Linked DNA regions of Mus musculus: region 1 is linked to region 2. Evidence: chromatin loops called from intact Hi-C (ENCODE). Cell type or tissue: gastrocnemius. All regions are shown on one strand. Each heading gives the region's core, and the rest is flanking DNA. Links, peaks and the distances in the headings are about the cores only.

The links. Hi-C counts contacts between places; a loop is a spot of excess contacts. Peaks named below come from ENCODE experiments on the same cell type or tissue, not always from the same donor. Only the 100,000 strongest peaks of a DNase experiment are listed, where the experiment ranks them.
Region 1: it touches region 2 in a loop (2.1-fold over the local background); 1 of 42 quality-filtered maps calls a loop at or near these places.

What each region holds. Positions count from the first base shown.
Region 1 is chr4:117,648,327-117,655,270 of GRCm38, reverse strand. It overlaps Eri3 (exoribonuclease 3), which reads right to left. Exons shown (of 9, transcript NM_080469.4): 8 at 5,865-5,964. Among named protein-coding and RNA genes, the nearest start is that of Dmap1, 30 kb to the left of the region's middle. In gastrocnemius, for the core only: no CTCF peak of the experiment used is centred there; a DNase peak (open chromatin) is centred at 3,527.
Region 2 is chr4:117,546,821-117,553,764 of GRCm38, reverse strand. It overlaps Eri3 (exoribonuclease 3), which reads right to left and starts at 3,400. Exons shown (of 9, transcript NM_080469.4): 1 at 3,035-3,400; 2 at 722-797. The coding sequence starts at 3,169. In gastrocnemius, for the core only: no CTCF peak of the experiment used is centred there; DNase peaks (open chromatin) are centred at 3,176 and 3,479; H3K4me3 peaks cover 1,912 bases; H3K27ac peaks cover 1,712 bases.

The sequences.
Region 1 (6,944 bases), core at 1,679-5,678, 100 kb before region 2:
TTCAAGGAGGAAATTGTCCCTCACTTCCAGGGACCATCCAGATAGGAAGTGGAGACCCTGTTGGCACCCGAGTAATTATCCTTTATGGCCACCCACTTTCTGGATCTTCACTTTCTCAAGGCTACATCAGAAAGGAGATGGGCAGGGTAAGTATGGGGAAAGACACTCTAGTTCTGTTTCACACTGAACAAAAAGCTGGCCCTCTGAGCAGTGACAGTGGCCAAGCCCAAAATAGCAATGGTGGTAGTGGTGAGACACAGCTGAGGGCAGACAAGAGGAGAAATGTCAGCATCTACAGGGTCATCTGTAGCCTAGACGAGGGCTTCTGAATGTCGAGTCCACATATTACCTGCAGACTCCTCAACCAGAGAGAGTCCTTACACTTTTCTCCGTCTTGTAAGGGGTTTAGCAGAGGGAAAAGAATGGCCAGATGGCTGAAAGGGAGGCAAAGACTGAAGCTCTTGAAAGCAAGAGTCCTCTGCAGAGAGGGGATCATGGACCCTGAGATGCAGAGGGATTTGAACATTCCCAGGGGTGCAACACCCCTCCCCCATGTTAGCCCCTCCCCCTTTCCCTTCCTACTGTGGAGGAGCTGGGTGATCAGAAGGAACTCCCTGCTGGGCAAAAGGAGGGGCTGGTGTCCATGTGTGCTAATCCGGGCGGGCAAGGTCTTCAGAGAGACCTGGGAAACTTCAAGGAGGGGAAGCCAAAGCTGTACTGCAGCTGAGCTCATTAGCCAGCACCCCCCTCCCCGAGAGGAGGAGGGTGGGAGGCCCAGTGAGCTGGCGGCAGAGAAAAGGCTGTCACTGTCCTTTCTTCCTTTCGGTACAAGCATCTCCCTGAGCCTACGTTTCTCCTGCAGTGACACCTCTCACGGGCACTAATGAGATCCATGCCACAGAGCTAATGCATTCTGACTGGACTCTGATAGACACCCTACTCATGTGGGGGAGACCACAGGCTAGTACTTCTTCCCACAGAGGGGCACCCTCCCCGTTGCCACCACCTGCCAGCTTAGCTCTTGCCAAACTCTGGTGGGCAGCAAGCTCCTGAGAGTCCATTTGGTCTCTGGCCATGCCACCTGTGCCATGAGCCTCTGCAGGGACCCCTCAGTCTCAGAGCAGAGAGGCTAAGACCGCAGGGCCGGCCCACCCAGCTGGGTATGGGGGCTGTTCACTTATTCTCCTAGCCAGCTAAAACCTGAAGTCTGTAGGCTCTGTCACAATAGCAGATTTGTCTGATCTTCCCTGTACAGATTTCAGAAAGGAAAGAAGGGAAGAAACCCAGACTCTGCTGCAGAGCCTAGCTTGGAAGATTCTAGTTTGGTTTGTTCTTTTGTGGTACTAGAGACTGAACCTAGGGCCTTGCTCTTGCTGGTAAGTGCTCTACTACTGAGTTACACCCCCAGCCTAAAAGGACCCAGTTATTGCCCATAACAAATGATATCAAGATACCCTTCTTTATATGCCTAAGACAAGGGCCTGGAGATAGGTGGGATTCCCTGGGCCAAGAGGTAGAGAGCAAACTGTAATGAGAGTAAGATGGTTCAGGACTGGAAGAGGCTGAGGTCAGCAGATGTGCAGTGTCTTCACAGAGCTGATGGACGGCAGGGCCTGTCTTGCCTTTTCTTTCTCCAGCTGTTGCCCACACCCTGCAGGCCCAGAAGGTTCATGGGAGCTTATGGAGAATAGGGAGAGCCAGCAGGAGAGGGAGGGAGGCTGAGGACACAGCTCAGCGGAGCGGCGAGGTGCTTTCCCTCAAGCATGAGGATCTGAATTTGAATCCTAGAACCCGGGTTTTTTGTTTTGTTTTGTTTTGTTTTTCGAGACAGGGTTGCTTTGTGTAACAGAGTCCTGTCTGTCCTCCTGGACTTGCTTTATAGACCAGGCTGGCCTCGAACTCAGAGATCCATCTGCCTGTCGTCTAGTACCACACCTGGCTTGGTTTTTTTGTTTTGTTTTATTTTTTTATTTTATTTTTTTAAAAGATTTATTTATTTATTATATGTGGTTGCTGGGAATTGAACTCAGGACCTCTGGAAGAGCAGTCAGTGCTCTTAACTGCTGAGCCATCTCACCAGCCCTTGTTTTATTTTTTAAGTCAAAACAATCACAAAGTTCAACACTACAAAGGCGCAGCATTGGCAGGGCACAGGGATTGAGATGTTGGGTCGGGCACTTGGGTATTTACTTAATCCTCAGGTCATCGGCTATGGGACCTTGACCAACTCATGCCAGTTTCTTAGGAAGGGAAATGTGATGCCTACCTTCACATGACTGTTAGGCAAATGAGTTTATGCAAAATGAGAGGAACACTTTGCTGACACACTGATGAAGTGAAAGAAAGGCAGACTACTCAGCAGTCGCTGGGAGGCCACCCTGCCTTGGAGATAAGCTGACTGAGGGACTGTCAGAGCCACAGGGCGGTGCAGTTCAGCAGCCTCATCTTGTACATCAGGCTCCCAGGGCCAAACCCACCCAGCCCCACTAAAATGTCTTGCTCACAAGCCTCCAAAGCTTTCCTGCTCCGTGTTGCAGCATCTCTGGACCTTCCCTAGTCATTCCTGAACTGTGTCTCCTTCAGTCTCCAGTGCTGAGCTCAAAATTCGGCCTGAAATTTCTGTGGGTACCAGGCACCATGTCATCTAGACCAACATAATTCTTGTCTCATAGTAGATGCTAGGTTATCAGTTAATGGCTGAAACAAAGTTTAACCTGGTTCCTTGCCACAGCACCCCTCCCACCCCAGCCTGGCCCCAGCCCTCAGTGCTGCCCTGGCTCTCAATTACCTTTTTGTGCCTTTCTTTTGGCCTCCCTGCCCTGCAGACTCTTCATCAGCCCTCCCCAAACAAACCAGCAGAGCATTCTCAAAGCTCAAATCAGACCTGCCCCTCAAACACCTCAAGATACACAACCTGATTGGCCTTCCACCCACCTATGCTATCCCACAGCCTATCCCCCATCACCATACTATCCTCCTCCTGTCACCATACTTCACCAGCAAGCCTGCCCCCCTGCACCGTGAGCACCTGCACAGCATCAATGTCATATCCCCATGGCATTGGAAGAGCCAATCAGAACAGAGATAGCTAAGTGGTGGGATCTGTACAATTCTTGTCCAGCATCACCCAATGCTGCCTCACCCCCACCCAACCATATACATACCATTCCCTACTCCAGCCTGGCAGCTCCTCACACAGTTAATTAGCACCATGTCACTGAGGACCAGCCTGAGTGGCCAGTGACAGGAGCTGACCCCTGACCCCAGGGCTGGGAAGCAGTCCACATCAAACTCTTACAGCGCGACCCTTTTAGCACGCACAGTAACTCGGGGCACCGCCAGCTGAAGCTCATTAAAGCTGTCTCTTTGGTGCGAGGGCCATTAACCTCACTGCTCAAAACCCACGCCTCCCTCCCTGCCTCTCCCAGCCCAATTAATGCCCTCCATGCTCCCTCCTTTCCAAGCACCCTTAACCCACACCTCAGAGCTAGCCAGGAGCTGGCAGGGCTGCCCTCTTCATTCAGACTGCAGAGACCAAGTGCCAAGAAGAGCCAGTGCCCTGGCAGCCTCTACCATTGGCAAAACCATAGAGAGGGCACTCTCTGAGCACCTACCTTGGGATAGGCCTAATTCGAGCCTTTCCCTGGGCTCCTTGCTGGCCCCTCCCACTGTCCCAGAAGGCTGGCAGCACTGCCCCTCAGCTGAGAGCTCAGGGATCTACACAGTAAAGCTACAACTCTTTCTGGCTTCATTGTTACTCAGAGCCGTGAGCCAGAGGGAAAAATGTTCTTCTTTAAAGGCCAGGCCACTTCAGGAGTCCAAACCCAGGAGAACAGACAATGGAGGAATCACTCAAGAGGCAACTGGTGAAAGGTGTCCTCCTCACAAATACACCCTAGTGCAGACATAGAGAAGCAGAGCTTCGCTCAAGGCTTCCAACAGACTCCATGCTGCTGCTCTCCTTCCTTGAACTGATGCCTTCTCAGTGGTCCTATTCTCCCTGGCCTCTCCCTTTTCCATCACTCATCCACTGAGTCACTTATTTATCTACTTTTCATCCATCTAGCTACAAGATTTTATTGAGCAACTAGTAAGCGCTAGCTCTGTGCAGCACACACTGCTCCCCTGATTCTGAATCAGAGCTCTAATCACGTCACTCTTTCGTCTTCTAACGACCCCCTCTCCCCGCCCCCCCCCCCCCCCCCCGCCAATATTCCAGGAAGGAAGAATTGCTTTTAACTAGCATTCAAGGCCCTGCTTCTAGCTGTTTGCTATGCTTTCTATTCCAGTCTTAGGAAACACTTACTGATGTCTGCTGGGTTCTTTCAGGCCTTCAGGCTTCCTTTGTACACACATTTTCTCTGCTTTGTTTTTCTACCTAGAAAACTTATTTATCATTCAAAGATCCCAACTCAAGTGAGTGTTTGTTTGTAGTAAATTTTCTGTTCAACGCTAAAGATTTATCACCTATTGGGTTTGGTGTCTCCTTTAGGCTGCATGGAAACATTTCTACGAGAAAGAACAGCCATTAGAGCAGGGCACCCCACAGAGCCCCAGGATCCCTGTCTCCCTGGCACCTAAGAATGATAGAGGGAATCCCAGGAGTCACTGTGATACAGACGAAGTAGAAGCTACCCTGGCGACCGAGAACAGGGCGGTAATCCAGACATTCCTACCACAGCTCACAGCTCAGCACCTGACGGCAAGCACGAATTTCAGGCTCCGCCCCTCCTTAGCATGTTCAGCACCTACTGGGCACTGGCAGGTGGATAAATGGATAAAGGGGCTAATCTCTACCAAGTGCTGGGACCTTCTACCATTCTGATGTCTCTCCTTCTGATGATGATACCTTGTCAAAAGTAATCAAGTTTTAATAAGGTCATAGCACCACCCACAATCACCCTGGCTCTCTCCATCCCTTGGAACAATGCCTGCAGCTGGTCATTTCTGTTCCTTGGAAGCATCTGCACACATACACACAAAATAAGAGACACAGAAAGAGACTTTTTTCTGACAGTTACCCACAGGCTGGTGGTTGTTTCCATAATCAGACACAGGCCCTCAAATCAACATGGATGTACTGTTAGGCATGCACAAAGATGGATACCTTATACTCGCTGTCACACACAGACAGCATGATACTCACACAGACACATATTCACACTGATGTATCAGAAGCTTACAGAGCTGCCAACTCTGTGGAATTGCAGCCACTCCAGTTTCTCCCAAGCAGAAATCCCAAGGGTTACCCCACCTGTTACCCCAAGCGGCCCCTCCCAACCCAGGCACTGCTCAGTGGAGGCTGCTGATCCTGTGGGGGAGTCAATACCCTGTGGACGAAGTCATCGGTCAGAAGGACCTAGACTAATTAAAAGCTGGTGAGGTTTAAATAATTCATCTCCTTAACTCCCATTGATCGTCCAGTTTAGTGGCCACAGACTTGAAACAATATTAAACAGCCTCCTCCAGCTCCACAGGGGGGTGGGTAGGCTGACATGTACCCAAATCCCTGAAGACACTGTGCAGGAGGAATAAGGGACAGCACTCTGAATCTAAGGCCACCTGTGAGTCACCCAAAACGTATATTCCAGTCTCCTCTGAAATGTTCTGAGTGGTCCTCTCTATTTGCCCCAAACCATAACGTCTTCCCTCTGCCCTCCTCCCTCCAGCCTCCTCCCCTCCTCCCTCCAGCCTCCTCCCCTCCTCCCTCCAGCCTCCTCCCCTCCTCCCTCCAGCCAGTGATGAGAACTTTCCATACGGTTGGGCTACTGAATGAGACAGGGAAACCCTCTGTTTACCAGGGGACTGAGGCATGCAGGCTGGGGACTGAGCAAGCTGCCAGGGGGATTTGTGGAGGGACTGACCAATGCCGCTGTGGGGCCGGCCTATGTGCTGCAGGCTGAGACCCTTGTTCATGTCTAGTAGTCCATTCTTGGGCCAGCAGCCCATGGCGAAGCTGTAAGCCTGGAAGACAGGAGGTAAGACTGGTTAACAGAGGCCCTGACCACTGGGCAGACCCCACTCACCAAGTCTTCCCCCAAGGCCCCACTTCTTCCCCTCGGAGACCAGTAACACCACCTCATTAGCGTCTGCCCACACGTTCCCTTTTTACCAAGGCTCTTCCCCACTGCAAGACCCCTTCCTTTTCTGAAGTCTTCTTTCTTTTGGCCCTTTCCGTTCAGCAATTGCCACCCTTATGAGGTGCCCCTTGTAAGGCTCTTCACTAGCATTCTGGCTTGCTCAGGTCTTCTTTCTGGTGAGTCCTCCCCTCATCAGAACATCCCCCTCACCAAACAGCCCTCCACAGACTCCCGTCCTAGAGCACCACAGCTGTGCTGGGTTCCTTCCCTTGGGATTGCTGGTCACAAAGACTGCTCTCAGGTAGGACCCAGGTGATTAGTGTCTCCAAATTTCACTCCACAGACAGAAAAAATGAAACAGGAGCTGGCTAACAACATGCCTATAGTCACATTGCTTTTGATTCTGCACAGGCAAGGTTGTAAAAAGCTGTAAGTGCTGTGTAAGAGCTCAATGAAAAGGGAATAAGGTCACCAGGTCAACTCAAGCATCAGTGAAGTGAAGTACAGAGTATGTTGTGAGGTTGAGGAAGGACGTGTGTGTGTGTGTGTGTGTGTGTGTGTGTGTGTGTGTGTGCGCGCGCGCGCGCGCGCGCGCGTGTTTTCTGTTGAAGGTCAAGTGCTCACTTATGCATATTCAAAGCGGCCATCCATTGATCTGTACTTAATTGTTTTCCTGGGGTTGGGGAAGGAAGTGCTGGGGGCATCGATCTGCTCAGGCCCCCAGCAGCTCCTCTGCTCCCTCCATTCTCTATCACACCAGCTGGCCTCCAGTGATCGCCATCTGTGGGGAACATGTGACAGGACAGGACCTGTCTTCTCTCACTGGGGACAGGACCAGCAGCTTCTATCCTCATTGGCATGACA
Region 2 (6,944 bases), core at 1,514-5,513:
AAGATGAGTATTTCTCAGAATATAGGGCCATTCCAGCCCTACTCCATAACCCTCAAGGCAAGGAACTCACTCATGAGGTGTCTATTAAAAAAACCATGGCTGGGCATGGTAGTCCATGCTTATAATCTCAGTCACTAGGTAGAGCATGAAACAGGGGGGCTGCCAAGTCTGAAGCCAGTCTGGTCATTTTAGTTAAGGTCAAATATACGTGAGAAGAAAAAAAAAAGAGAGAGAGACTTAAGAACATTGTTCAGGCCAGGCGTGGTGGCGCCTTTAATCCCAGCACTTGGAAGGCAGAGGCAGGCAGATCTCTGAGTTCGAGGCCAGCCTGGTCTACAGAGTGAGTTCCAGGACAGCCAGGGCTACACAGAGAAACCCTGTCTCGAAAAACCAAATAAAAAAAAGAAAGAACATTGTTCAGTACTGGCATGCTTGCCTAATGTGTTGCAAAGTCCTGGGTTCATTCCCCAGTACTGAGGAGCTAAAAAAAAAAAAAGAAAAAGAAAAAGAAAATCTCATGACCAAACTGGAGAGTCTAGATCACTCATCTTCTCTAACTCTTACTCTAAAGATTTTAGCCAATTTGTTTCACTAAGTTTGAGCATACTCTACCTACCATACCAGAAGCTACAGAAAAATACACTCTACACCAGTCCTCATCCCATTCCCACCAAATCCAACCAGTCAGACACCAAATGTGATCATGCAACAGGATTCTCACCTCTCCTTACTTCGAAGATGCCAAGACTGGCAGCTGGAGATGCTGAAGGGTCTGTGAGAGCTGGAAAGCCCCAATGCTGTGGACAGACACACATTTCTGCAACAGGTATATTTCAACTCAAGATTTAAATTCTCACTGGTGGTCACTCCTAGACTCATAAACTCAAACTTTGGGATTTAGCTATTACTGCGGAAAGAAAACGGTCCCACAGACCTTTCAGATGCTATTAACTAATATTACATTCATGCATGTGTGCTCAAGCTTGTATATGAATTATAGACTTCATGTTTCTAGTATAGTGTTCTCCTTAAGGAAGTTTATCTTCTAGAAATACCAAATATTCATAATATGTGAGCCTCGTTAAGGAAGTTTATCTTCTAGAATTATCAAATATTCATAATATGTGAGCCTCGACTAAGAATGATAGTCATGAGGTGGTGGTTCACTGGATAATTTCAGAATCCTATCAGAAAAAGACACAAGGCTTGCAATATTCAGAACTCAGGAACTGGGGCTGAGCCAGGACTGAAGAGAAGGGTTCATTGTTACAAACCTATAGGCAGTAACAAGAATGGAAACATACACTGGGAAACATGTTCAAAATACTTCTCAGCTGGAGAGATGGCTCAGAGACTGAGAGCACTGGCTGCTCTTCAAAGGACCTGGATTCAATTCCCAGCACCCACATGGCAGCTCACAGCTGTCTGTAACTCTAGTTCCATGGGATCTGACACTCTTACACAGACATACATGCAGGCAAAATACTTCCAAGTCTGCCTCAACTTCTAAAAAAAAAAAAAAAATCAAGCTAATCAAAGCCAAATCAAGACAACATGAGAGCCAATCACAGGCAGCATGTGCAGAAGCCAGCCAGGGCTACACACCAGGGCCATCAAGGCATATCTACCCTCGTCATCACCTCATTCAGATATGCTAAAGGATCAGAAATCACAGACATGATCTTGTAAGCTAGTGAAGTCTCTGCGCAAACATCTACAATTGGAACCATAATCCTGTCTACCACTCCACACACTTAAGACTTTATTCTATCCTGATCCCCTGGGAACAGGGCACTCTCCAGTTTATGCCACCAGGGAGTAAACTTTTCAAAATAAAATGCAATAACAACCCCTTTGATTTAGATATTTCAAGTTGAAGGGAGAGCTCTTAGCCAAGCTCCAGGACCTAACTGGCTGATTATTTACAGGATCTTTGGGCAGGAATTGTTAATGAGCTTTTAATTTGGAGTGCTTAAGTTGCCAAAGTGCTCTGAGCTCCAGTGAAGCACCACAGAATCCATAAAGGAAACCTTATCAATCACTTCCCGGCAGCTCCCTTCCCCCAGGCAGCACCTGCCGACAGGCAGCCAAGTGGGTTTCTAACCAAGATCACAGGCATACATTAGTGGAGTCACACTCCAAGTCACTGTTATAAATTGGCTTTTAAATGGTGGGCGATTCAAGTATAATATACTTAAGGTCCAAGACCGAGCCCACTAAAACAAGGTATACTGTGTATGATAAAGTCAGAATAAAGCTGAATTTGATGAAGCCAGTTTTCTGGTACAAACTCTACAGTCAAAAATCATTCGGCCAATCACAATCTACTACAGTTAAATAGCTTAGTCTTTGGCCAATGGGATTCATGTTTTGCTGCCCTTGGGCTGGGAAACCAATGAAATGCACTAGCAAATGCAAGCCACAAAAATGGTCAGAGACAATTATTGGCCCCAGTCATTGCGAAATCCAGCCTGAGGGGCAAGCTCTGTATCTCCAGATGAGGGGCCCCATACCCAGCATCTTCCAGGCCAACGTCGAGCAGCTGACATTTCACAAGAACTCAACCCAAGTCATGCTTTCTTTGTTTTAAGAAGACACCTGTTGCTGGACCACTTGCAATAAAGACATACAAAAAGCTACCTGGGTTAAGGCTCTTTCTCCACTCTGTCCACCTCTGTCCACCATTATTACCCACAGCTTGTGACTTACAAGGAAGTAAAGTGCTAGCATGTGTGCCTGTGCCAAGATGCGGAGGGGGTAGTCTATAAATAATTCCTTAATCTTCTACTTTATCTGGTCAAACCTCTCTCCTTCTCCAGAAATCTCAAACCAGGCCCTTTCATCAACTCACCCAGTCTCTCTCGCAAAGCCGAGCTCCCCCACCGCCCTCCCCAGCTATCCCTTCGCCCAGAGTTCTAACATCCAGGGTGAGCACCAGGCCAGAATCCCAGGCTCCTTAAGTGTGCGCGCCACGACCCACACCCCGCATGCATTAACCAGGGCCCAAGCTGGGGGCCCTCTCAATCTCACCCACCCCAGGGTGTTGCCCCCAGCTCGGGCCCATCCAGGTCCAGGGAAGCGTAAGGGGAGGGGCAGGGGGCCAGGAGACCAGCCCTCCTTCCCAGGGCCGCCCCCGCCCCCCGTCAGCTGCCGGAGAGGCTGTCGCCATGGCAACGCCCCCTCCTCCGGGCCAGCACGGCAGGCTCTCTCCAGGTGCAGGCCCCGGCGTCTCCCTCGGCCTCAGCAGACGCTCCGGGCAGTTGACGGCAGCGGGCACGGCCCGCGCCGCCTGCGGCGCTGGCCAGGCAGAAGCAGGGCCAGCTCCGCCCGCTTCCCACAGCCCGTTCCAGGCAGCCTCAACAGCGGCAGCCAGCACCACGAGTCCACAACACACCGACTCACCTCCGCGCACTCTGACCCCGACCGACGCGGTGGACGGGCGGGCGTGGTAGCCAACCGCTGAGCCCGCTGCTAGCGCCTTTGGCCAATGAGCTGGAGTAAGGCGGGGCTTCTTCTCTCCAAACGCTCTCTCTCCCGCCGACATGCGCGTTAAGGTGTGTCAAGATGGTGACCGTTGGCTCTGGGCCTTGTGGGACTTGTAGTTTAGAGGAGCCACGTATTCAAAAGAGAAAGGGAGGGTCACTTCTAAACAGTGAAAGGGGTTTTCTTAAAAAATAAATAAATGATAATAATAAAATAACCCGAAATCTTCGTCAGGCCTAAAATGACCCAGATGCTCTACTTATTTTCCCCACCTTGACTGTAGGCATTCGGTGAGTATGGGCTTAGGAGACATTCTCTTTAGGCGACACTTTTCTGTGATTCATTGTCAACAAGTAATCGTTATCTACTTTCTGATGCGGGCCTGAGGGAAATCTGGAAAGAAGGGAGGCGAATTCAGCTAAAAAGAAAATGCTGAGATTTCTGAAGGGCCTTTCTGAGGAGGAAGCTTCTGGCTTGTTGAGGCCCTCAGAGGAACTGTCAGGGTTAACAAGGTTTCTGGCCATAGCTGTAGTGGGTCTTTCACAGTCAGTCTCTCCAGGCAGCTGGGGAGAACTTCACCTAAAGCGATGGGTGAGTGTCTCCATCTTAGCTGTGCTTCTCTGGGAATCCACGTTATGAAATGGGAAGCATCAGTCTTAAGCCACTGGTGATTTTGACAGCCTCTCAGTCAGATCCATCTTAGGAGCCATCTTCAGTTACCAAGCTCCTCTGTCTGCCACCTGCTATTTTCCTTTAAGACAGCTAATATCAGTTCTGGACCCTGCCACCTCTGAGATCTTAATATAATGGTTCCTGCCTGAGCTGGAAATGCCTGTAATCCCCATATCAGAGAATGCCTTCTTTAATCTCATGCACATAATGGGTTAGATGGTTCTACTGTGAACCTACAGAACTGAGCACAGCACTTTACAATTGTCTCCCTGCCATCTCTCTCCCAGGAATTGAAACTCGTTTAAGATAGCTATTCATTTCCATATTGTTCATGCTGCATGGCTTATACCCAGTATGGTGTCAGTCATAGAGCAGCTATGCAATAATGTGTTTCTGACAAATGAAGGAGTAAACTGCAACAGAGACAGATATCACTCACCCCAACTGAGAAAAGGAGAGCCACGATTGCCTGTCCCCAAATCTTGGAACTAAAACTGGAGCTTCTTCTTCTTATCGTTACATAAACATTAACCTGGATTGGCCCATTCGTCAATGCGTGTTTATACTTCAGAATTGGGCACTGTCTGTTGCTGATGGTTTCATGGTAAGACATATAAAATCCATATCCTCAAGGAGCTTTTCTATAGGAAAGGAAATGGAAGGGATGGGCAATGAAAAGATAATATAAAAAGTAAAACAATGGGCTAGAGAGATGGCTCAGCGGTTAAGAGCACTGACTGCTCTTCCAAAGGTCCTGAGTTCAAATCCCAGCAACCACATGGTGGCTCACAACTGTCCATAATGAGATCTGATGCCCTCCTCTGGGGTGTCTGAAGACAGATACAGTGTACTTACATATAATAAATAAGTCTTAAAAAAAAAAAAGAATCTGTATTCTAGGACTATCCTAGAAGACCTGAGTTTGATTCCCAGCACCCACATGGCAGCTCACAACCATCTATAACTCTGGTTTTAGGGGATTTAATGCACTCTTCAGGCTTCCTCAGGCACTGCATACAAGTGGCGCACAGACATCCATGCAAGCAAAACACCCACATACACTTAGAAGAAGAAGGAAGAGGACAAGGAGGGAAAGGAGGAAGAGGAGGAGGAGGAGAAGGCAGCGGCAGCTGACCCTAGAAAATAGAGCAGATCCAATGACTACGGTTATAGACTTAGACTTAACTGGGAAGCCTAAGCCCAGGGAAGAAGAACGTGAGGCTGGAAAGGAGGGGGTGAATATACAAGGCAGGGTGTTACCCAGTTGGCCAGGGTAGCAAAGAAAATAGTTTCTCTCAGCAGATCCTATTCCAGAAAGGATATATCGAATGATCACATTAAAAATAGAGAGAAAAAGCTGGGTGTGGTGGTGAATGTCTTTCATCCCAGCACCTGGGAGGCAGAAGTAGGATGATCTCTAAATTCCAGGCCAGCCTGGTCTATAGGGAAAGTTCCAGGACAGCCAGCACACACAGAGAAACCCTATCTCGAAAAACCAAAAAGAAGGAGAAGAGGAGGAGGAAGAGGAAGAGGAGGAAGAAGAAGAGGGGGGAGAAGACAGCAGAGAAGGTTGAGAGAGAGAAACAGGGAAAAGGAAAAAGGTAGTCCCCATCATTCCAGTAGTTAATGGAGTGCCAGATCTCACACCATAGCAAGCAGAGCAGTGGCACATCTGAGACTAAAAACTGTGTTGAAGCCTCTGATTTGATCACTTCGGCTCACTGCAACCCCAACATAGAGAGCACAGTCAAAACCTAACCCTCATTCCCAGAGGAAGGCAGAATAGCCAGATGAGGGGACAAGAATGGCATGAATAACAAGTGGCCAAGGGTTCAGGTTTAGATGGGATGGCAGATGAACTGAGTCAGGTACCTCTTGGACAGTCGCCTGGCTTCAGGGCCAACGGACTAAGGCCAATGAAAACAAGATCCCAAGAAAGGACAAGGCTACCACCAAGGAAAAAAACAGCAAAATGGACACCAAAGCTGAGACCTCGTGTGACTGTTGCCTCTAAGGTGCCTATGATTAGTCTCTTTTTGAGTCAGAGCTTCTGGGATCACCCACCCAAGGCACTCATGAGATTGGGATCCTTACAAGCATTCCCACTTGGAGAAATGGGGAAGGACTCTCCAGGGCCTGCCCATCCCAGTGCTATGTGAGAGGGTTAAGCAGTCACTGAGTAGAGTAATAGCCCCTACGTTGCCCAAGGGGTAAGTAATTACCCAAGCTGGGGTGGGGTGATGGGCGAGGCCACTGCCTAAGCCTTCCATTCTACTCCAGGTTAACTCCCCATTCATGCTCTTATGTATAATAACCCCAATAAACTCATTGATGCATCAAGCAAGCCTTGGATAGAATTGTTTCTTTGGTGTGTCATTACCCTCCATATCTAGGGTGAATAGAAATAGACTCTCCAGGAAAAGTCACACAAGGGACTTTAACCAAACTTTAAAAGGGCAGAGAATGCTGACCCCTGATGACAGTGAATGGCAGCCCCCAACTGGGTATAGCTAAGAGAACCCAGGCTAGATCTGAAATCCCTTCATCCAGAGGCTGAAATAACTGCTGCCACCATCTGGTCCCTATAATCTGCACAGGATGGCATGGTACAGTTATAAGGACTGTGGGTTTGAGCCCTGGCTGTGGGTATGACCTTAGACAAATCAAATAACTCTCCAGGTTTCTGCATTTGCATCTCCAGGGTAGAGCTAGGGCTAACACCTGTTGTTAGAATTAAAGCCAAGATTTAATTGAAGAGTTCAATACATGGAAGCCGTTGTTCCTTATCT